3 separate regions of the Homo sapiens genome follow, and all the other regions are linked to region 1. Evidence: read pairs that join two places in POLR2A ChIA-PET (ENCODE). Cell type or tissue: K562. All regions are shown on one strand. Region 1 holds the start of ZNF280A (zinc finger protein 280A). Region 2 has its middle 28 kb from the start of LL22NC03-63E9.3. Region 3 has its middle 17 kb from the start of LL22NC03-63E9.3.

What was found. ChIA-PET counts read pairs that join two places held together with the same protein. Peaks named below come from ENCODE experiments on the same cell type or tissue, not always from the same donor. Only the 100,000 strongest peaks of a DNase experiment are listed, where the experiment ranks them.
Region 2: POLR2A ChIA-PET joins it to region 1 with 23 read pairs; 2 of 35 experiments call an interaction of 5 or more read pairs at or near these places.
Region 3: POLR2A ChIA-PET joins it to region 1 with 11 read pairs; 2 of 35 experiments call an interaction of 5 or more read pairs at or near these places.

What each region holds. Positions count from the first base shown.
Region 1 is chr22:22,516,091-22,524,090 of GRCh38, reverse strand. It overlaps ZNF280A (zinc finger protein 280A), which reads left to right and starts at 3,821. Exons shown (of 2, transcript NM_080740.5): 1 at 3,821-4,002. It also overlaps IGL and the pseudogene LOC124905161. RefSeq lists an enhancer at 2,976-4,181. In K562, no CTCF peak of the experiment used is centred here; DNase peaks (open chromatin) are centred at 2,643, 3,190, 3,700 and 4,310; H3K4me3 peaks cover 1,572 bases.
Region 2 is chr22:22,583,645-22,591,644 of GRCh38, reverse strand. It overlaps IGL and IGLV2-33. Among named protein-coding and RNA genes, the nearest start is that of LL22NC03-63E9.3, 28 kb to the right of the region's middle. RefSeq lists a silencer at 4,413-4,707. In K562, no CTCF peak of the experiment used is centred here; a DNase peak (open chromatin) is centred at 4,544; H3K27me3 peaks cover 1,956 bases.
Region 3 is chr22:22,572,591-22,580,590 of GRCh38, reverse strand. It overlaps IGL and the pseudogene IGLV2-34. Among named protein-coding and RNA genes, the nearest start is that of LL22NC03-63E9.3, 17 kb to the right of the region's middle. RefSeq lists an enhancer at 6,575-7,109. In K562, a CTCF peak has its summit at 4,051 (motif pointing left); DNase peaks (open chromatin) are centred at 1,300 and 4,060; H3K27me3 peaks cover 4,737 bases.

The DNA.
Region 1 (8,000 bases):
TCATACGCATCTTTGCATCCTTCACGTCTATTTTTTTTTTTGAGACACAGTCTTGCTCTGTCGCCCAGGCTGGAGTGCAGTGGCGTGATCTCGGCTCACTGCAAGCTCCGCCTCCTGGGTTTGCACCATTCTCCTGCCTCAGCCTCCCAAGTAGCTGGGACTACAGGCGCCCGCCACCACGCCCGGCTAATTTTTTTGTATTTTTAGTAGAGACGGAGTTTCACTGTGTTAGCCAGGATGCTCTTGATCTCCTAACCTCGTGATTCACCCGCCTTGGCCTGCCAAAGTGCTGGGATTAACAGGCGTGAGCCACCACGCCCAGCCTTGACCAACAATATCTTAACTGCTATGTCCCCTACCCAAATCACTGACCTCATCTTTCATCTCCGCTGGTCCTTTAACTGGAGCCACACTTGTCTCTGTGCTCTTCCTTTTTCAGGCCATGAAATGCCTGTGCCTCTGTGTCTTTCTTCTGGCTGGAAAATTCTCCTGATAGTCACCTTTCTTCTCTCCTTCTTTTCTTCCTTTGATGTAACTGTCTCACAAACAGCAATTCCAACTCTGAGTTCATCTGATTAGGCATCTCTTTGTGCATCCCCCAAATTTAACTTCTAGCACTCTGTTTCATAAACACAGCAAGGTGGCATGAGTGATGGTCTGTCCCTGACCTGCATCCATTCCCGACGCGCCATCCATTTCCTATTCTGTGCCTTAAAGCAATAAAGGATTCAAGATTTCAGCCATTTTTTCTTCTTCTTTTTTAATCTTAAGGTCTGCTTCTACCAGTCATTTGAAAAACATATTGTGACAAGCTTTAATCTCATCACTGGAATTCTTTGTTTGGAAAGTGGGGCTGGTCCGAAACAGTCCTGGAGAGTGTTTCCCAGTGGAAACTTCCCAAAGGCAGACTGATAAAGAATCAGCTATGGCTGGGCGTGGTGGCTCACGCCTTTAATCCTAGCACTTTGGGAGGCCGAGGTGGGCAGATTACCTGAGATCAGGAGTTCAAGACCAGCCTGGCCAACATGGTGAAACCCTGTCTCTACTAAAAATACAAACATTAGCCGGGCGTGTTGGCTCATGCCTGTAATCCCAGCTACTTGAGAGGCTGAGGCACGAGAATTGCTTGAGCCTGGGAGACGGAGGTTGCAGTGAGCAGAGATCACACCACTGTACTCCAGCCTGGCCAACAGAGTGAAGTCTGAAAAAAAAGAATCAGTTATGGAGGGCAGGGTGCGGGTAGTTCACGCCTGTAATCCCAGAACTTTGGGAGGCCGAGGTGGGAAGTTTGCTTGAGCTCAGGAGCTTGAGACCAGTTCAGGCAACATAGTGAGACCTCATCTCTACTCAAAAATAAAAGTAAATCAGTTAGACATGGTGGCATCTGCCTATTGTCCTGGCTACTTGGGAGGCTGAGGTGGGAGGATCGCTCGGGTCCAGGACATCAAGACTGCATGATCGTTCCACTGCACTCCAGCCTGGGCAACAGAGTGTGAGACCATGTCTCAAAAAACAAATAAATAAATAAATAAAATTTTTTAAAAAAATCAATGATGAGGATGTTTCACCACATTCTGTGACCTTTGGATGCATTACAGTTAGTTTTCTGCAGAAAAGGAGGATACATTTTATAAGGAAACATAAATGTTTCATAGGAAAGGCATGTATCCTGATGCAAATTTATATTCAGACCATGTGATTTTATTTTTACTAGATTAGTGGGTTAGAATAGCTTGGTTAGAACAGCTAGATGTGGTCTTATTTGGGACTTTTAAAACTGAGCAAAAGAAAATAAGATGCAACTCCGAGCTATTTCTAGACACTCCTCTCAATTTTCTCACCTCCCACAAGCATTGTTGCCACAACCTTCTGTCTCAGGGGAAGGGCCTGCTTTATACCTGAGCCAGCCCCTGACCACTGCCTAGGCTTCCTGGAATCTTCCTAGCAGGATTCTGCTTCTGGAAAAGAGGAAGGAGTGAATATCAGTTCTGCAGAATACACATTTCCTTTCCTTTCTTTCCTTCCTTTTTTTCTCTTTCTTTCCTTCTTTCTTTCTCTGTCTTCCTTTCTTTTTTCTTTTTTTATTTTTTTGAGACAGGGTTTCACTCTGTCACCCAGGCTAATTTTTTGTATTTTCTTGTGGAGACACGGTTTTGCCAGGTTGCCCAGGCTAGTCTCAAACTCCTGGGCTCAAGCCACCTGCCTGCCTCTGCCTAAGCGCTGGGATTACAGGCGTGAGCCACCACGCCCGGCCCCTGTTAGAACTTTACTGTCTAAGTCTTGCACTTCATTTCACTTTGCTTGCTTATTTATTTATGAATGAATGAATGAGACAAGGTCTCTCTCTTCCATCCAGGCTAAAGTATGTGATGCAATCATAGTTCACTGCAACCTCGATCTCCCTGGTTCAAGCAATCCTCCCACCTCAGCCTCCCGGGTAGCTGGGACTACAGGCACGTGCTACAATGCCTGGCTAATTAAAAAAAATTTTTTTTCTTTTGTAGAAACAGAGGTCTTGATATTTTGCTGAGGTTTGTCTGGATTTCCTGGGCTCAAAGATCTTTCACCTCAGCCTTTGATAGCTGGGACTACAGGTGTACCTCAGTAGCGGGCCTCATTTCACCTTCCTTTCCAGGGTCATGCTCTTGGCTACTTGCAATGCCCTCAAGCAGCCTTTCCCCAGTCCCTAGACAAGAATAAAGACCATGGGTCACACACTTTTATACCACCTTGGGCTCTGCCTACTGGGTTCAAGTGATTATTCTGCCTCAGCCTCCCGAGTACCTGGGATTACAGGCACGCACGGCCACGCCCAGGAAATTTTTGTATTTTACTTTATAAAGAATAAGAGACAGGTTTTCACCATGTTGGCCAGGCTGGTCTCAAACTACTGGGCTCATGTGATCTGCTGCCTCGGCCTTCAAAAGTGCTGGGATTACAGATGTGAGTCACCACATCCGGCCCAGAAAGGTATTTTTAAAGTTTTATCAGGAGATGGTACTTTAGAACATTTTAATTTGCAAATGATTTTCGTTTTAATTTTGAGACTTGATTGCATTGCGTTGGAATGGGGGTGGAAATATAAATATTTCTTACCTGTCAAGGGACTCTTGAGGCTCCCCCTCCCCCGCTTTCTAATCTGTGTTGCAAAGCCTGTAAAGAGAGTGAAAGGGTGGGCCTGAAATTCAGCTGAGAAGGTTCCAGGGAGGGGGTAGTGAAGGAGGAGGGAGGAGGGAGAGACAGAGGGAAGGAAGTGAGAGGGCATGGGAGGGAACCAGGATAGACCTTTGACCCCTGGAAATGGATTAAGAAGGGAGTGGGCTGCTGCTTGGAGAAAGCTGTTGAAGACTCACAGTGAGGACCCTGTTTGGACACCTGGAAACTCCTACGGGAGCTCGGTCTTCAAGGGCTGTGAGATTGAGACCCACCCTGTCCCCTGGGGCTCCTACTGGAAAGACATCTGCTTTTCAACTCGCTCACCTCTGAGCTTTGTTGGAACAGACATGTGGACTGCCTCCCACTCCGCATCCCTTCTCATCCCCAATAGCTGAGGGCCCAGGCACACTGCAGAGAAAGTGGTAGACTCTGAACAAGAGAGAGAGGAGGGAGGATGCCCATCACCAGCTCAATCAACCTGGAAGGCAGCCCTGAAGCCCCACCCTCATTCTTTCCTTTGAGTAGCAATTGGAGGAAAACTTTTGGCAATCAAGCTGGACAACAACTGAAAATCCAATCAGGATAAACTGCTTCAGACACGTGACTGGAAAAATGATTGGGCTATAAGGGGCTTAAAAGGAGTGGGACCTTCTGATCTGGCCTCAGAAAGGACTTTGAAGAGCAAGCGGCGTTGTTCGCCTGCGGAAGCAGTGCTGCCGGTCTCTGGACAAATTTCTCCGGGAGGTGGAGACAAGGAAGCTCCAGCTTCGCTTTCCCTTGCGGCCCAGAGTGGAACATACTGAGCTGCACTGAATCATCTGGATGCACTCGCAACTTTAGGAACTGGTGAGCTGAGAAATTTGCTATCTTTCATTTTGCTCCTCTAAAACTAGAGCTGGCAAACTTGTTCTGTGAAAGACTAGATGGCAAATATTTTAGGCATTGCAATTCTCTGCTTCAACTACAGTAGTCTTCCCTTATCCAGGGTATTCCTTTCTGTGCTTTCAGTTACCTGAGGTTCCAAAATATTAATTGGAAAATTCCAGAAATAGGCAATACATAAATTTTAAGTCGCCAGCCCTTCTGAGTAGTGTGATAAGCTCTTGAGTCAGCCCTGCCCTGGGATGGTAATCCTCCCTTTGTCCTGAGTCCCCATGCTGTTGGCTGGCTGCGCTCTCTGTACCTTAGTCACTTAGGAGCGGTCGCAGTTATCAGAGTGACTGTCCTGGTGGTATCTCAGTGCTTGTGTTCAATTAACCCTTATGGTACTTAATAATGGCCCCAAAGTACAAGGGTAGCAATGCTGGCGATTCAAATATGCCAAAAAGAAGCTGTAAAGTGCTTGCTTCCTTTAAGTGAAAATGGGAAAGTTTTTAACATAATAAGGAAAGAAAACAAAATCGTATGCTAAGGTTGCCAAGATCTACAGTACATAAAGATATTTTGTCAGCGAGAGATTGCATTCACATACCTTTAATTTAATTTATTAATTTATTTTTTTGAAACGGAGTTTCACTCTGGCCGCCCAGGCTGGAGTGCCACGGTGCGATCTCGGCTCACTGCAACCCACGCCTCCCGGGTTCAAGTGATTCTCCTGCCTCAGCCTCCCAAGTAGCTGAGATTACAGGTGCTCGCCACTCTGCCCAGATAATTTTTGTATTTTTAGTAGAGATGGGTTTCACCATGTTGGCCAGGCTGGTCTCAAACTCCTGACCTCAGGTGATCCACCCACCTCAGCCTCCCAAAGTGCTGAGGTTACAGGCATGAGCCACCACGCCCTATCTCACATATCTTTTATTACAGTATATTGTTATAATTATTTTGTTATGCTTAACCTCTTACTGTGCCTATTTATAAATTAAGCTTGATCATAGGTATGTACATATATGAAAAAATATAGTATATATTGAATTTGGTTCCATCTGCAGTTTCAAGCATCCACTTCGGGGGTCTTGGAACATATGCCCCAAAGATAAGGGGGTACTACTGTACTCAACTGTGTCATAGAAGTGTGAAAGCAGCCATGGACAACAGCACTAAAAAAATGATTATGGCTGTGTTCCACAACACTTTATGGTGAACACTGACATTTTGAATGTTATATAATTTTCACATCACAAAATATTCCTTTTTTCTTTTTTTTTTTTTTGAGACAGTCTCACTCTGTCACCCAGGCTGGAGCACAGTGGTGCGATCTTCGCTCACTGCAACCTCCACCTCCCAGGTTCAAGAGATTCTCCTGCCTCAGCCTCCCGAGTAGCTGGGACTACAGGCATCTGCTACCATGCCTGGCTAATTTTTGTATTTTTAGTAGAGAAGGGGTTTCACCATGTTGGCCAGGCTGGTCTCGAACTCCTGAGCTCAAGTGATCTGCCCACCTCGGCCTCCCAAAAGTGCTGGGATTACAGGCGTGAGCCACCGCGCCCCGCTTCCTTTTGCATGTTTATTCCCCCAAATTTAAAAATGTACAAGTTTAAAAAAATCTTAATAAAAAAAAAGTAAGAAAACAATACCTTAAAAATGTAAGAAACATTCTTGGCTTCCTGACTGTACAAAAACAGGGGAAGGGCCAATTTTCCAATTTCTGTCTTAAACCATTGTTTGCCAAAATGTAGCTGATATCCATTAGAGAACTACAAAACAAGTTTAGTGTGCTGTCAGCTTACAAAAAGAAATAGGATTTTTCACTGACTATAAGATGCCATCAATTGGCCGGGCACAGTGGCTCATGCCTGTAATCCCAGCACTTTGGGAGGCCGAGGCGGGCGGATCACGAGGTCAGGAGATCGAGACCATCCTGGCTAACACGGTGAAACCCCGTCTCTACTAAAAATACAAAAAATTAGCCGGGCGAGGTGGCGGGCGCCTGTAGTCCCAGCTACGCGGGAGACTGAGGCAGGAGAATGGCGTGAACCCCGCGGGGCGGAGCCTGCAGTGAGCCGAGATCGCACCACTGCACTCCAGCCTGGGCGACAGAGCGAGACTCCATCTCAAAAAAAAAAAAAAAAAGATGCCATCAATTATAAAAGATACATTACTCTCCTTTTTTTTTTTTTTTACATCAGATGTTAAACATGCTGATATAACAAGGTTTGAGGGAAGCACATCTCACATGAGTGAAAACCCAAGCATCACGCTTATCCTCACAAAAGGATCTGAGATATGTCATTTTTGATTCCACTATGAAATAAAAATATATACTGCAAAAACAAATTATGAAATGTATTTTATATTGATGAGATGCTATGATGAGATGCAATCTGATTTAGAGATGTTAAAATGGAAATCTAAGCCTATACCTTAGAATCAATAAAATATGGCATAGAAGGTATCAGAGCCTATCCCTTGTGGTAAGGTGAAGGTATTAGAGTATTTGACAAAACTTTTGTTTCAATTTACACACACATACACACAGGTTTACCTTCTCCCTTGTACAACAGTATTAAATCATTTGGATTTGGATTTCATTAAATGCTTAGAGAATCTGGAATAATGGATTAGAGCCTCTGGTACACCTAAATGATCATATTAATAACAGCTACTATTTATTTAACAAAGATTTAGCATGCACAGTATGACAGACATTGCTCTATAAGCTGAGGAGTAAATGAAACACAACTCCCTGCCCTCGTGTGGCATACAGTTTAGTGGGTAAACACAGAAAAGAAACAAGTTATATTTTTAAATTTTTTGTAGAGATGGGTCTTGCTATGTTGCCCAGGCTGGTCTCGAGCTCCTGACCTCAAGCAATCCTTCCGCCTTGGCCTTACAAAGTGTTGGGATTACAGGTACGAGCCACTGCACCTGTCCCATTTTTTGTTGTTGTTTTAAGACACAGAGTCTTCCTTTCCTCTGTCACCCAGGCTGGATGCAGTGACATGATATATCTCACTGTAATCTCAAACTCCTGGGCTTGCAAGATATATTTTACATATTGTGTGGTAGGCAGTGATAAATGCTAAGTTGAAAAATAACATTGAGGGTTTGAACATATGAGTTAAGGAGGTTGTGATTTTTGATATTGTGGTCAGGTAAGCCTTGCTGAAGAGGAACCATGGGACTGAGGCAGACCAGGAGCCCAGATGGGGTTAATCTGGGGAAAGAGGCACGCAACGTCCGGGAACAACAAAAGTTCTGAAAAAGAAAAAGGCCTGCTGTGTTCCAGATTCACGGAGCTCAGGATGGCTGCATCAGAGCAACAGAGGAGTTAGCAAGGGCGATGATGACCTAAGGTTCCATGGGGAAATTTAAAGTTTGCTGGTATTTCCTATGAATGAAATGGAAAGTCATTGAAGACTTAAGAGCGAAATATACTTGCTCCCCTGTATATTTTAACAGGGGCATTGGGGCCACCATGGGGAGATCTGACAAAACTTTTAAGACTGGCAACTTCTGCAGTGATCCAGGGAGAGAACATGGTACCTTCCATCAGGGAGGTGGCAGTAGATGTGGAAGAGAGTAGTCAGATTCTGGATATCTTTAAAAGATAGAGCAGACTAGCTTTGCTAATTGATTGGCTGTAGTGTATGAGAGAAAGTCTGGCAAAGGATGACTCTGAAGTTTGTAGACTGAGCAACTGAGTTTACTGAGAAAAGGAACATTACAGGAACAGCAAAGGGTGTGTGTGTGTGTGTGTGCTGTGATTTGTGTGTGTGTGTGTTTGTGTGATGGGGTCTCATTTGGTTGCCCAGGCTGGAGTGCAGTGGCATGAACATAGCTTTGAAGTCCTGGGCTCAAGTGTTCCTCTTGGCTCAGCCTCCCAAGTAGCTGGGACCACAGGTGTGTACCACCATGCCAAGCTAATTTTTTTTAATTTTTAAATTTTTTTGTAGAGATGGGGTCTT
Region 2 (8,000 bases), 68 kb before region 1:
AGGAGTGACCGTTGCTCATCTTCTCATCCACAGACATACGAATCTGTCCACAAGTGACAGGGACTGAATTGCTTAAACTGCAAGCTCCAGGTTACTGTAATCAGAGGCCACATTTGGTATTGCACTCCAGTAAGTATGTAGTTGTGACTTCTGATGATCTTTAGAGCTATTTTAGGTCATTCTTTATGAAAAAAAATCCTCATCTTCTCAGAATGCAAGATGGATTGCAAACACTGCATATTTAATAGGAAAAACAGGGAAACAGCAGGAGAGACGAGTGGAGAGAAAGCACAGCTATTTTTATAGTGGCAGAAAGGATAGGCATGTTACAGATGCTATGTCAAGGAGCAACAACTCTCCTATTCCTGCATGGCCCAGGTGAAACAGCTGCTATAAGTCCAATGAAAACAGAGTCTAGAAAAGCATTTGGTAAAGATCCTCTACTCCATACCTAAGCTTTGACTAATTACACATAGAAAGACCAAGGAACCTGTTCAAATTTAAAATGCTCTGATAAAAGTAACTAATTGCTCAGTTTCACAGTAGCATGACATTTGGAAGCTATGTAGCTAAACTAGGCTGGGGTTAAAAAAAATTAAATCGCGGTTATTAAGAAGTCAATATGGAAAGAAAAAGTCTGAAAACACTCCTAGTTCAAATTGTACCCATTTTCAGTGGTAAAACTCAGGATAGGGTTTACCTCCGATTTACCTGATAACCAATGTGACTGAGCTGCCAAGACAGCTCTGGACATGGGGCAGAGGCCCTTTATCCTGTCCCTGCTGTGAATGCCCCTTCTTGCCATCCCTCCAGGTAGGTCTGAGTGCACCCCCAGGGTCCTGTGCTGGTCCCACTGCTCCATGGTGCCTTCCCTCTGACACTGGGATGCTACCCACTGTGGGGAGCTCCCCTTTTCCCTGACTTCATCTACATCTGCCAAAGAGGTTAGGGACAGTAGAAGCCCCCTCAGGCTGGGCCTGGCCACCTGCTCTGGCCTCTGAATGCAGCCCCGCCTGACAGCTTGGCTGCAATTTCATGAGGAGCCCAGAGTCAGAACCACCAAACTAAGCAGCTCTCAGATTCTTGATGCAAGAAAACTACAAGATCACAAATACATTAATATGGTTTGGCTCTGTGTCTCCACCCAAATCTCTTCTCAAATTGTAATCCCCATGTGTTGAAGGAGGGACTTGTAATCCCCATATGTTGAGGGACGGAAGGGATTGGATCATGGGGGCAGTTTTCCCCTTGCTGTTCTCGTGATGGGTAGGGAGTTACCATGAGAGCTGATGGTTTTAAAAGTGTCTGGGGCCAGGCACAATGGCTTGCGCCTGTAATCCCAGCACCTTGGGAGGCCTAGGTGTGCAAATCACTTGAGGTCAGGAGTTCGAGACCAGCCTGGTCAACATGGTAAAACCCCATCTCTACTAAAAATATAAAAATTAGTCGGTCTTGGTGACGCATGCCTGTAATAACAGCTACTCGGAGACTGAGGTAGGAGGATCACTTGAACCTGGGAGGCAGAAGCTGCAGTGAGCCGAGAGCACGCCACTGCACTCTAGCCTGGGCAACAGAGTGAGACTCCATCTCAAAAAAAAAAGTATTTGGAAGTTCACCCTCCCCAGCTCTTCTCACCTGCCACCTTGTGAACAAAGTTCTTGCTTCTCCTTTGCCTTCTACCATGATTGTAAGTTTCCTGAGGCCTCCCCAGCCATGTGGAACTGTGAGCCAGTTAAACCTCTTTCTTTTATAAATAAGGTATTTCTTTATAGCAGTGCGAAAACAGATTAATGCATATGTGTTCTCATTAAGAATATGTTAATTTTAGGAGTAATTTTTATGCAACAATAGACAACTAAGGCACTTTATGTTTACTAGAATCTATTTAATTCAGGTTCATGAACTCTAAACTACAATAATAACTATGTTTAAAGATTGGCTCACAAAATTCCAGAGAATTTAAATACTGGACTCTGGATATGTCTGAATATTTTTAAAATTTTTAATTCTCACAGTCTGTCGATTAATCAGGATTCCAGCTAGAAATTGATGATTTCCCCAGAAAAATTAGATATATTTGATGCCCATGAGAAAGAGTGGGTGTGTTCAGCTCAACTCTTCCCTGTGGAGCCATTTTGGAAACTTCCATACTATGGGGAGATTGTCCACCTGTAGGGTGTTTCCAGGACAGGGACTCAGTGATGTGAGAGGAGGAGGATCCTGAGAGGGCACCAAGTCTGTCACTCAAATACTCCCTAGCTCGGCAACCTGAGATATTAGGGCAAACAGGATGGACCCTACACACACACACACACACACACACACACACACACACACACACACTTCTTCCTCTTTGTTTTCATTGCTTTAAAACATCTTTGGAGCTTTACACAGTGGTTACTGCTTCCACAAAAGATGTACATGAATAACCCAGCAAGGTGGGCTATCTTCACTAGAGTGGGGTGTTCACAGAGCAGTGGTCCTTTATCATTGAAGAGGACGTCATTTCTGAAGAACTGAATCCAGGCTGTGCTACACAATGTGGGAAGTGGAGGCATTCGACGTAAGGATTTACATTGACGACTTTAGTGCATACAAAAATAAAAATAAATAATAAAGTGAGGATCATCCGGAGAAGTATGGGGACTGCACTAGGCAGGCATTTCCCTGCCGGTATGTACTTCCTGTTAAAGAGCTAGAAGTAGTTTCCAATTCAGAGAGGACATCCGTCATACGAGTGAAGAAGAAGCTGTCATATCCCGGAGAGTAAACAAGAGAGGAGGTTTCCTTTGGGAATTGATGGAAAAGGAGAGGAGCTGACAGAGAAGTGAATTCTCAAGGCCCTGTTGCAGGAAGCCCCTGGCACAGGGTGAGGAAGCATCTTCAGAGCAAAGACAGAGCCTGAGAGCCCAGGGCAGGTTTTGGTCTCAGTTCCCTAGGAACTTGGACCACTATGGAAAGTGTAACTACTTGAATATAAGCTGCAGTGATAATTAGCCTCAACCTCGGACTTGAGCCCAGAGATGGTCAGGGAAGCCATGTTGCCAGACTTGGAGCCTGAGAAGAGGTCAGAGATCCCTGAAGGCCGAGTATTGACATTGTAAATCAGGAGTCTGGAGGTAGTGCTGAGACGCTTTTGGTACCAGAAGACATGATCATAATCCCCAACGTCACTGCTGGTTCCAGTGCAGGAGATGGTGACCGACTGTCCAGGAGCCCCGGACACAAAAGGAGGCTGAGTCAGGGCAGATTGGGCCCAGGACCCTGGAAAGAGGGAGAAACACACTCTACTGGGTCAGTACTGGGTCCAGTGACCCTGAGGAGCAGGAGCAGAAGACCAAGCATCAGCTCAGAGGTCCCCAAGGCCATTTCCCTGGAGGTGTCACCTGTGCCCTGAGTGAGGAGGGTGAGGAGGAGCAGAGCCCAGGCCATGGTGGAGATGTCCCGAGAGCGCTGCCTTGAGACCCCAGCACCGGGCCTGCCTCTAGCCCTGTCTTATCCCCCCGCCTCAGAGGAGGGCAGGGCCTCCATGCAAATCTGTGTCCTGAGCTCCTCTCCTCACCCCACCCTCACCTGGGCCTGGGCTCAGAGACTTCTGCTTCCCTGTGAGGCTCAGCTGAGGGTATTAATCCAGCCTAGGCATGGATTTCCTGAGACTGAACCCATGAGAGTGCCCAGGACATCAGGCCAGTCCAGAGATATCCTAACCCTCACTATTGCAGGAGCTCCAGGCTGAGGAAACCAGGACTTCTCCTTTGTGCTGTGAGGGATGAATGTGAGGACAGGCTGCTCCCAGGCCGGGTGGGAAAGTTCAATCACTCCTCCTCCCAGAGACTTCAGACAGTGCTGGAACTTCTCATTTCCCTCATCCCCTGCCCAACCATCTTGGTCCTCTCAGCTAAGGTGGGTTCTAAGCACTGCTACATCCCCTGCCCCTGCAGTGGTTTAAAGCTGGGGCCTGACATGTTGAACTAGGACCATTAATGGTGCTTCTAAAAAGGAATTCACTGGGCCACAACAGATTTGGAGCACTGCTTCCCAGTACCTTTAGAGATATTCAAGGGTAAGTAGCTCTTGGGATTTCTTTTTTTTTTTTAATGGCTTTTTATTAATGAGCAGCTGTTCATAGTTAATCATAAAGTCACATTCTTTTTTTTGAGATTCAGGGACTTTTTTTTTTTTGAGATGGAGTCTCGCGCTGTCACCAGGCTGGAACACGGTGGCGCCATCTCGGCTCACTGCAACCTCCAACTCCCTGGTTCAAGCAGTTCTCCTGCCTCAGGTTCGCGACTAGCTGAGATTACAGGCATAAGCCACCACGCCCAGCTAATTTTTGTATTTTTAGTAGAGACGGGGTTTCACCACGTTGGCCAGGATGGTCTCGATCTTCTGACCTTATGATCCACCCTCCTCAGTCTCCCAAAGTGCTGGGATTACAGGTGTGAGCCACCGCGCCCGGCCGACTCAGGGGCTTCTTAAAGGTCAGGATAAACTTTATCAATCATCTTCTCCAACCTAGTCCCCTGCTGCCCCCTGGTGGCCTCAGATGGTTCATCTCAAGTACCAAGACACAATTCTAAGTGAGAGATAGAAATACCTGGTTTGGTCCCACTCCAACCTGCCTTTTTCTCCTCCCAGCTCAGGACCAGACCCTCGATCCATGCTAATCTTGACCCTTTTCCTCAGACTTTTTCCATGATGAATGTGTCCTCTGCCATACCAGGTGGCTAAGATACTCGTTCTCAGGACCGTTTTGCTTGTGCTAGAATGGCTTTGTCAAAGGTACATGAGGTGTCTTAGCTCCAGGCTGAGAAAATGTTAGATGTAAAATGAACTAACCTCAGTATGAGCACTGGGTGAGAAAAATGGTATGAGAAAAGACCACCTGGGTTCTCAAAATGTCTTCTTACATGCACAGGGTATATTCTCCAGGAGAGAGCTCATGTTTGGTCACAAAACAAGTCTTAAGAAATGTAAGGAGAATTAAATCATTCCAAAAATCTTTTTTTACAACAAGAAATGAATCTGGAAATTAATAACAGTAAAAAAAAATGGAAAAATTCACAAATAGGCAGAAATCAAACATCACATGTTGAACAAGCATTGGGTCAAAGAGGAAAACCAAAGGGAATTTTAAAAATATCTTCAAATGAAAATTAAAACACAGCACACCAAACCTATAGGATGCAGTAAAAGCAGTGCTAAGTGGGAAGTTTATGGAGATAAGCAAACATTAAAAAAGAAGAAAGATCTCAAATAAGCAACCTAAAATTATAACTCAACGAACTAGAAAAAGAGGAACAAACTAAGCCCAAACTTAGCAGAAAAAAATGAAATAATAAAGATTACAGCAGAAATAAATCAAACAGATAATAGAAAAAAACAAAACTAAGAGATGGTTTTCTGAAAAATTAAACGAAGTTGACAAATCCTTAGCTACACTGTGAAAAAAGAGAGAAGACTCAAATAAAATCCAAAATGAAAAAAGGAGCTATTACAACAGATTTCTCAGAAATAAAAAGGCTCACACCTGTAATCCCAACACTTGGGAGACCGAGGCAGGTGGATCTCTGGAGCCCAGGAATTCAAGACCAGCCTGGGCAACACAGTGAGGTCACATCTATACAAAAAAAAGAAGAAAAGAAAGAAAGAAAGAAAGAAAGAAAGAAAGAAAGAAAGAAAGAAAGAAAGAAAGAAAGAAAGAAAGAAAGAAAGAAAGAAAGAAAGAAAGAAAGAAAGAAAGAAAGGGAAAGGAAAGGAAAGAAAGGAAAGAAAGGAAAGAAAGGAAAGAAAGGAAAGAAAGGAAAGAAAGGAAAGAAAGGAAAGAAAGAAAGAAAAAGAAATTATCCAGGCATGGTGGTGCATGCCTGTAGTCCCAGCTACTCAGAAAGCTGAGGTGGGAGGATTACTTGAGCCTGGGAGGTTGTGGCTGCAGTGAGCTGTGGTCAAGCCTCTCCACTCTAGCCTGGGTGACAGAGAAAGACCCTGTCTCAAATAAATAAATAGGATCATAAGGGACTATTTTGAAAAATTATACACCAAGCTAGATAAATTAAAAGACATAAATAAATTCCTAGAAACAGTCAACTTAAAAAAAAAAGCAAATCAATAAAAAATACAAAGCCTGAACATACCAATAACAAAGAAGGAGATTGACTCAATAATCAAAAATATCTCAACAAAGAAAAGCCCAGGACCAGATGGCTTCATAGCTGAATGTTCTACCAAACATTCAAAGATGAGTTAATATTAATTCTTCTTAAAGTCTTCCAAAAAATAGAAAAGGGAACACTTCCAAAATTGTTTTATGAGGTCGGGATCACCCTGATACCAAAACAAAGCAAAGACAACACCAGAAAAGAAAAAAAACTGCAAGCCAGTCTACCTCTGATAAACATTAACAGATATTAAATGCAAAAATTCTCAGTAAAATACTAGCAAACCAAATTCAACAGTATGTTAAGAAGATCATACATCAGGAACAGGTGGGGTTTATCCCTGGATAAAAGGATGATTCCGCATGTGCAAGGATGGTATAGCGCATCCACAGGCTGAAAGATTCACACACACACACACACACACATATGATTATGTCCACAGATGTACAAAAGGCATGTGGCCAAATTCAACATCCATTCATGATTTTAAATGAAGATGAAGAAGGAGGAGGAGGAGGAAAGAAAAAAGAAGAGGAAGAGGAGGAGGAGGAGAAAAGAAAGGAAAAGAAAAGGAAGGAAAGGAAAAAAGGAAAGGAAAAGAAAAGAAAGCAATGGAAAAAAAAGGAAAAGAAAAGAAAAGAACTCTCAACAAAATAGTGATAGGCCGGGCACAGTGGCTCATGCCTGTAGTCCCAGTATTTTGAGAGGCTAAGGCAGGAGGATCGCTTGAGCCCAAGAGTTCAAGACCAGCCTGGGCAACATAGCAAAATTAATCTCTATTATAAAATAAATATTTAAAAAAACAAAAATAAAATGAAATAGGTACAGAAGAAACTTACCACAACACAATAAAAACCATATGTGAAAAGCCCACAACTAACATCATAATCAATGGGAAAAAAACAGAAGCTTTTCCCCTAAGATCCCACACAAGGCAAGATGCCCCCTCTCCACTTATTTTAATTCAACATTGCACTGGAATCCCTAACCAGAGAAATTCGACAAGAAAAAGAAATGAAACGCATCCAAATTGGAAAAGAAGGATTAAAATCCTAATCTTTGTGTGCAGATGACATAAACATAAGTGTAGAAAAACCTAAAGACTCCACAATAACAAAAAGTCTGTTAAAACTAAATTAAGTAAATTTGAAGGATAAAAAAATCAACATACAAAAATTGATGACGTTTCTACACACAGACAGTAAATATATGAAAATAAAATTAAGAAAGCAATCACATTTACAAAAGGAATTAGTACTTAGGAATAAACTTAACGAAGGAGGTGAAAGAGTTTTACACTGGAAATTATAAAACAGTGATGAAGAATGTTAAAGAAGATACAGATAAATATCAAGACATCTCGTGTTTATAAATTGGAAGAACTAATATTCTTAAATGTTCATACTACCTAAAGTGATCTCCAGATTCAATGCTAGACCTATCAATACACAAATGTCATTCTTTATAGAAATAGAAAAAATAGGCCAGGCATGGTGGCTCACACCTGTAATCCCGGCACTTTGAGAGGCCGAGGCAGTGGATCACTTGAGGTCAGGAGTTCTAAACCAGCCTGGCCAACATGGTGAAACCCCGTCTCTACCAAAAATATAAAAAATTAGCCAGGTGTGTTGGCACGTGCCTGTAATTTATCAAAAAGATAAACGATAACAAATGTTGGCAAGGATGTGGACAAAAGAAACTCTTGTACACTGTTGAAAGGAATGTAAACTAAACAGCCATTGTAGAAAATGTATGGGGATTCCTTAAAAAATTAAAAATAGAACTACCATATAATCCAGCAATACCAATTCTGGGCATATCTCAAAACAAAATGAAATCAGA
Region 3 (8,000 bases), 56 kb before region 1:
GTCCCTGCCATTGAAAAGTTGGAAAGAGTCACCATGCAGGACCATATCACACAGGAAAAGAAGAAGCTGCCATTGTCCCTAGACAATTAACCAGAGAGCATGTTTCTTTTGCATTTCATTGTTGGAGGGGAGAGGGGCTGAGAGTGGATGAAATTCTCAAGGCCATGTTGCATGAAGCCCTCTTCTGCACAGGGTAAGGAAGCACCTTCATAGCGAGAGAGAGCCTGAGAGACCAGGGCAGGTTTTGGTCTCATTACGCATGAACTTGGACCACTGTGGAAATTGTAGCTGCCTGCATATGAGCTGCAGTAATAATCAGCCTCGTCCTCAGCCTGGAGCCCAGAGATGGTCAGGGAGGCCGTGTTGCCAGACTTGGAGCCAGAGAAGCAACCAGGGGCCCCTGAGGGCCAATTACCGACATCATAAATCATGAGTTTGGGGGCTTTGCCTGGGTGCTACTGGCACCAGGAGACAAGGTCATAACCCCCAATGTCACTGCTGGTTCCAGTGCAGAAGATAGTAACCTACTGTCCAGGAGACCTGGACACTGAGCGAGGCTGAGTCAGAACAGACTGGGCCCAGGACCCTGGAAAGAGGGAGAAATACACTCTGGTGAGTCAGTGCTGGGCCCAGGTGAGTCTGAGGAGCAGGAGACCAAAGATCAGCCCAGAGGTCCCCAAGGCCCCTTCCCTGGAGGCGTCACCTGTGCCCTGAGTGAGGAGGGTGAGAAGGAGCAGAGCCCAGGCCATGGTGGAGACGTCCCGAGAGAGCGCTGCCTCCTGAGACCCCAGCGCTGGGCCTACCCCCAGACTTGTCTTATCCCCTCTGCCTCAGAGGAGGGTGGGGCCTTCATGCAAATCTGCACCCTGAGCTCCTCTCCTCACCCCACTCTCACCTGGGCCGGGCTCAGAGACTTCTGCTTCCCTGGACAGCGGGGCTCAGCTGAGGAGATTAAAACTTGTTGTCTATTCTGATGGTAGGAACTTGATTCCTTTGTACCTAATTTCCTCAAGAGAGAAAGATCTGCTGAAGTCCCTCATCTGAGTGAGCTCCTGGCCCTCAGTGTCTCTGCTGTGTTGTGCCTGTGTCTCTGTGAACCTCCAGGCCTGGGCCACGCCATGGTGCCCTCTGCTTGGCACCCACCTCCAGGCTCTCTAAACTGTGAGGAAATGGGGGTGCCCACCCCATGGAAACCCCTGCTGTGTGTTGTTGGTCTCCCATCTCTTCAGCTGCAGCCTTGTCCCATCCCCACCCCCACCCTTCATGCCGAAGCATCTGCAGCATCAAATCCCTTGAGCACATTAGTCATTCTAGGTCATTCAGGGGCACACGTGGGAGGGGCCTGTGGAGGAAACAAGGAGCAATGGAGCCACAGTCCGCTGCTCCCAATCCTGCCCTTCCCACTCATGAGCAGGTGACTTGTCCTTTTCAGCCTCTGGTTCTCAGCCTGAGAACTGAGGACCACAGGGCCCACCCACTGCCCATGCAGAGGATCTATAGAGAGATGAGTGTGAGGTGGAAAATGAAAGCTTCTAAAATGGGCCATTTCTAGCCTAGTAAGAGCCTTTTTTTTTTATATAGACTTCATACTTATCTAAAGATTTCAGACCGAGCGTGATAGCTCACGCCTGTTATCCCAGCAGTTTGGGAGACTGAGGCAGGAGGATCGCTTGAGGGCAGGAGTTCAAGACCAGACTGGCCAACATGGCAAAACTCCACTTTTACTAAAAATACAAAAATTAGCCAGGCATGGTGGTGCGTTCCTGTAATCCCAGCTACTCGGGAGACTGAGGCAGGAGAATCACTGGAACCCGGGAGGCAGAGGTTGCAGTGAGCCAAGATTAGGCCACTGCACTCCAGCCTGGGTGACAGAGCAAGAGAGCAAGACTCTGTAAAAAACTATATATATATGAAACATATGTATGAAACATATATGAAACATATATATGCAATATATATGAAACATATATATGCAATATATATATGAAACATATATATGGCTATATATATGAATATTGCATATATATGTTGCAATATATATATGAAACATATATATGAAATGTATATGAAACATATATATGAAATGTATATGAAACATATATATGAAACATGTATATGAAACATATATAAGAAACATGTATATGAAACATATATATATGAAATATTTCATTCAACTTTATCTTTTATTTTTTTCCTCATATTACAAAGAAGTGTTATTTCTGCTTTCTGGGTTTTCTTCCATCTCACTGTATCCACAAGCTACAATAAACCAACTTTTTGGCCGGGCATGGTGGCTCACCCCTGTAATCACAGCACTTTGGGAGGCCGAGGTAGGTGGATCACCTGAAGTCAAGAGTTTCAGACCAGCCTGACCAAGATGGTGAAACCCCGTCTCTACTGAATACAAAAAATTAGCTGGTGTAGTGGTGCACGCCTGTAATCCAGCTACTTGGGAGGCTGAGGCAGGAGAATCGCTTGAACCTGGGAGGCAGTGGTTGTAGTGAGCCGAGATTGCACCATTGCACTCCAGCCTGGGCAACAAAAGTGAAACTCCATCTCAAGAAAACAAAAAACAAAAACAAAAACAAAAAACAACTCTTCTTAATCAAGGAGCACATAAGAAACACAGGGGCCGGGTGTGGTGGCTCATGCCTGTAATCCATCACCTTGGGAGGCTGAGGCGGGTGAATTGCTTGAGCCCAGGAGTTCGAGACCAGCCTGGCTGGGCAACATAGTGAGACCTCCTCATCTCTATTTTTAAAATTAAATTAAAAAAGATAAATAGAGTAAACATAGAACCAATGTGAAAATATTTCTCTCTGTTTCTTTCCTCAAATCACTTTTAAAACTCTTTCATCTTTTGATGTTTTCCACTGCCTGTGATTCAGATTGATTTAATTTTCACGTTTAGAATATTATTACTGTTTTCAGGTTCCATTTCGGATGCAGTGGCATATACCACATTTTCTCCAAGCCCAGCTGTAAAACCTGGGACAGAATCCATGGAGCATCAATTTGATTACTTGGAAAAGCAAATCACTGGAGGCAGACTAGGGGAGATACTAGCACTTTTAGTAAAATCAAACCAGCAGAGAGCTTCCCATTTTCCCCCAGTGTCCTGTGGCCTGCACTCAGGGCAGACCAATACCTGGAAGGGGTACCAGTGTGCAGCCACAAAAGTTCCAGAAGAAGCTCCACTGTTCTGGCTTGAAGATGAGAAAGGAAACCCCTAGTGCTCAGGGCAAATTTGAAATGTCCACGTTTTCCTTTTCTTATGTTTGTTCTTCTCTCCATTCTACATGATCCAGCCTCCAGGAAATTCTTCGTGGTGACAGCAGGGACAGTAGAGACTGTGCGGACTTTCTTTTCTCATCTTTGGAGCTGATTTCCAAGACAGTGGCACTTAATCCCCTTACCTTTGTTACTCTTTGTCCTCTTGGTGTTTGGTGTGGACACGGACTCAGTTGCAGGAAGTGCACAGCACCGCAGGCTTATTAAAGTCACAGTTTTTTCACCAGAAACCAAAAGGGAAAGTCTGGGGAACCATAAATAATGGGCAGACTGTGGAGAGAAATAAGTTTGAGGGGGAAAAAACCCTGTAAATTCCTTATGAAATCTTGGGCACAACTCTGAGCTACGTGTGCATGGATCTGATCCAAAATAGAATAAAAAAGGCTCAGGGAACAGAATCAAGGAAGAGACCTCGGACCAGATCCCAGATGACCACTGTGGAGTGATCCAGGCACTCTGTTTCCCAGGGACCAAAGGCAGAGCTGGGGACTGTTTATTCCCACTCAATACCTTCTAGGTTCTCTCAGAATGACCCTCAAATACCTCTGTCCTCTTTCTATGCAGTGCTCTGAGGCTGGGGGCTGAGGCTATTTATTAGCCTTTCTAGAAACGAACATATTGGGACACAACATATTTTGGACATTCCACTCCCCACTTCTCCCTTAGAAGGGTCTCAGGAGGAAGCAGCCCATGGAGCTTCATACACTCCCTGGTTAAACCACAGCAATTCCCTTCCCCAAATCCAAGCCCTTGCCGCCCCCTGGTGGCCTCAGATGGAGGAGCCCAAGCCCCAGGGAGGCGGCTGAGTGGATCTGGAAATCCCTGTCCTGCTCCTGCCCCTTCCCGTTCCTTCCCATCCCAGCTCAGGACCAGGCCTCCTGGTCCCTTCTAATCCCCCCCAGGCTCCTGGCCCTTGGTCCTCTGGCTTCCTCCAGGATGGATGCACCTTCTGCCACACCAGGGGCCCAGACCCTCCCCCGCAGAACCTCTTAGCTTGTCCCAGGGCAGCCTAGTCACAGCGTTAGTGCACCTGAGGCAGCTCTAGAGGCTCAGGGTTACAGAAATATTGTTAGATGGTAAATAAAACCAACCCCAGGAGGAAGGCTGAATGAGAAAAATGGTATGAGGAGACATTGATCAGCTTATCAAAATGGTTTGAAAGAAAGACTAGTTCTAGTTCATGAAGGACAAAGAGCACAGTCAGACTTGAGAACAACTGAATGGACAGCCAGAGGTGAGTTTTTGAATTTGAGGACATGGGAGAAGGGTCAGGGGTCAGGCTGGGGCTAAGGGTTCCAGCTCCAGGGGCCTCTCATTAGACATTAAAGTGATAAGCGGCCCAACGCAGTGGTTCACGCCTGTAATCCCAGCACTTTGGGAGGCCAAGGTGGGCGGATCTCTTGAGTCCAGGAGTCTGAGACCAGCCTGGGCAACATGGCAAAACTCTGTCTCTACCAAAAAAATTTTAAAAATTAGCCGGACATGGTGGTGCATGCCTGTGGTGGTCCCAGCTACTAGGGAGGCAGAGGTTGCAGTGAGCCAAGATCATACCACTGCACTTCAGCCTGAGTGAGAGAGGGAGACCCTATCTCAAAAAAAAGAAAGAAAGAAAAGAAAAGACAAAAAGATAGGTGTAACCCCCACCCAATAACTCAGTTTTCTTTCTCTCTATGAAGTTCTAGAACTCTCAGCATCCCTCCAGTTCAATTCAGATTGACTCTTGCTTTTCCAAAATAAATATCTTGCTAATCTGCCTCCAAAAAATTTTTTTGAGTTATAGGAAAAATTTTTAGTGTACATGAAAGTTAAGTAGAAATATCACCTAAATTCTCACAAACCTATGAAACTATTGTTTCATTTTAGGAACCATCCCACCAGATTTCTTGCCATACTTAAATGTGATGTTTACAAATATGAATTATGTATCTTCCATAAGGATGAACATAGTAAGTTTTGTTCATTTTTCTATCTCTAGCCATAAAAGGTTATTTGGCATATAGTAGACCTTTGGTTAATATTACTGGAAACAATTAGTGATGTATAAATTGAATCAAGGTAACTAAATATATATGATTTTACATAAATAGGATCATATTATACAATCAGGTTTATGAATTGCATTTTGTACCCAAATATTACAGACATCATGATCTTGTTACTTGTATCTTGTCTGTCTTCTCCAAAAAATCCCCATGAGTCCAAACAAAGCACTTTATGTGTTTCCCTCAAACCTGTTGCTCTCCCATCTGTCTCTCTCTTAATAAAAGAAAGTAGTAGCCACGCCATTGACAAAGTCAAACTTCCAGGAGTCAACAACTCTTTGCTTCATGCCCCATATTCAATCCAAGAGCCAATCTGCCAACTCTAATGGTGAATCTCCCAGTCACTCTCCATGACTCTACATGGGACAAGCTTCACTCTCTTGTGCCCAAAGGCCATAAAATGCTCTGCCTGCTTCAATTTTTCTTCCATAAATTTCATACACCATGAATGTTAAATTTCATTCATTTAACACATCAATCACTTCATGTAAAAATGATGGAAGATCTTCAAATAAATTCTCTTTTCATTAACAAAAACATCCAGCCATTTGCCTCTGCTTTCAAGTGATCTGTCTGCACATGATCTGTTGGCTGCCTGTAAGTCCCCTCTCATCTCCTTCCTCTCTTTCCCCAGTCCCACTGGATTTCTTTCTGTTCTTTCAATTATCAAGTTTCTCTCTACCTCAGGGCCTTTGCACAGGCCATTCCTCTGACTGGAATTATCATATCTTCATGTGTTGCATGCCTGCATCCTACTGAGGACACACAAATGCACCCAACAATCCACTCAATAATACCTGCTTGTTGAATGAATGAAGGAGACAACTTAAGTAGGAAGGCTAAGCTATTGGCCTCACCCAAACAGTCTCCAAGCCACATTTAGGCATGTTAGAAAAAAAACTTCCCAGAAAGGTCTGATTGTGGATACCAATTAGACAATTAGAAATAAGTGTGGTTTTTTGTTTTGTTTTTTAGAGATGAGCTCTCACTATGCTACCCATGCTGGTCTTGAGCTCCCGGCCTCACAATCCTCCAGCCTCAGCCTCCTTAGTAGCTGGGATTATAGGCAAGCACCACAACTCTGCTAGAAATAGGTTTTGATGCAATTATCTGTTCCTTTAGCAAACGTCACACTCAGTGCACTGTTTTTACCCTCTTGCTCACTCTCTGCAGTCATCCCATGACTTAGAGGAGGAAGAGGCATGGGATCTGATCTTTCCCACTTTATCCTTTCCTGAAAAACACAATTGTGGTTGCGGAGAAAGCGGAGGACTTACTCATCCCTGCTCTGAATGGGGAGGGTGAGGAACGGATTCCAGCCAAGCTGGGAAATATCCAACATCTTCCTTCACAAGGACCAAAGGCAAGGCAGGGGACCTCTCATTCCTACTCAACCTCTCCAAAGGGTGGATGCTCACACATCTTTCTCACTGTCCTCAGCCCCTACAGTGGCCTGAGACTGAGGCCTGGGGATGTTTATTGGCCTAATCAGAGAAGGCACTGAGTGGAGACAAAAGACTTGCAAGTTCATCCCCTTTGGAGTCCCTGGAGAGAACAAAGCTCTTGGGACCGCCTACAAGTAGGATAAACCGCAGTAGTACCTTGGGGCCATTAGAGTCCTCAAACTCATACCCTTCCTGTCCCCTGGTGGCTTAGATGGGAGGGTCTAGTCACAAGAACAACTGAAGGAGGCCCAGTCATCCGTGTTCTGCTTCCTCTGCACCCTTCCCTCTTTCCCTCCCAAATCTAAGTTTGCTCCTTCTCCCTCCCCTTGTTTACCCTTCTGATCTATGCAGTGCTCCCTCCCTGGTTCCTCGCCCCAGAATGGAATGTGTCACCTGCCATGACTGCTGGCCCAGGTTCTCCAGGCAAAGGGCCATTCGCTTGCCCCAGGGACCCCACTCCACGGGTCGGGTCGCTGCTTGGGAGGTAGGTCTCAGTTCCAGGCCAGAGAAACATTGGATATAAATTGAAGACAACCCTGGTAGTAGGACTGGAGGAGAGAAATGAGACAAAGAAACCCTTTTAGAGTCTCAAAATGTTTGAAATAAAACTTCAGGAGGGAAGAGAGAGAGATCAGGCTGGACTGAGGCTATTCCAGGGCCCACATAAAGAATCTTCCTTCTCAGCAAGTGGGAAGATGTTGGACAATGCTCAGAGGAAGCTTGACCCAAGGGTCTAGATCCAAGGACCTCTCATGAGAGTGGAGTTCTGTTTGAATACACGAGATTCTGGGTCCTCCTTTTGCTGTCACCAATGTCCATCTTTGGAGTCACAAATCAGAGCAGTTCACTAACCTGGAGCGAGGTCTTCCACCCATGGGATGATGCATGATTTCCGTATGTTTTTCTACAAGGACTTGGAAGCAGCGTATAGTAGATTGAATGGCTCCTCCAAAGATACCAGGTGTAATCATTTAGAGGTCTTTGTTTTTAGTCACTCAGTTTATGGTTTGGTCATTTATCACAGCAACTACAGTGAATTAATCCTTGGGGTAAATATCCTACTCTGGAATGACTAGACATTGCAAGTTAGGCTCTTTCAGAAACTTGTTAATGGGGTTTGACCCTTCTTCCTTACTTCCCTCTGAAAATATAGATTAAAAGCTAGGCCGGAAGCTATGGCTCATACCTGTAATCCCAGCAATTTGGGAGGCTGAGGCAGGAG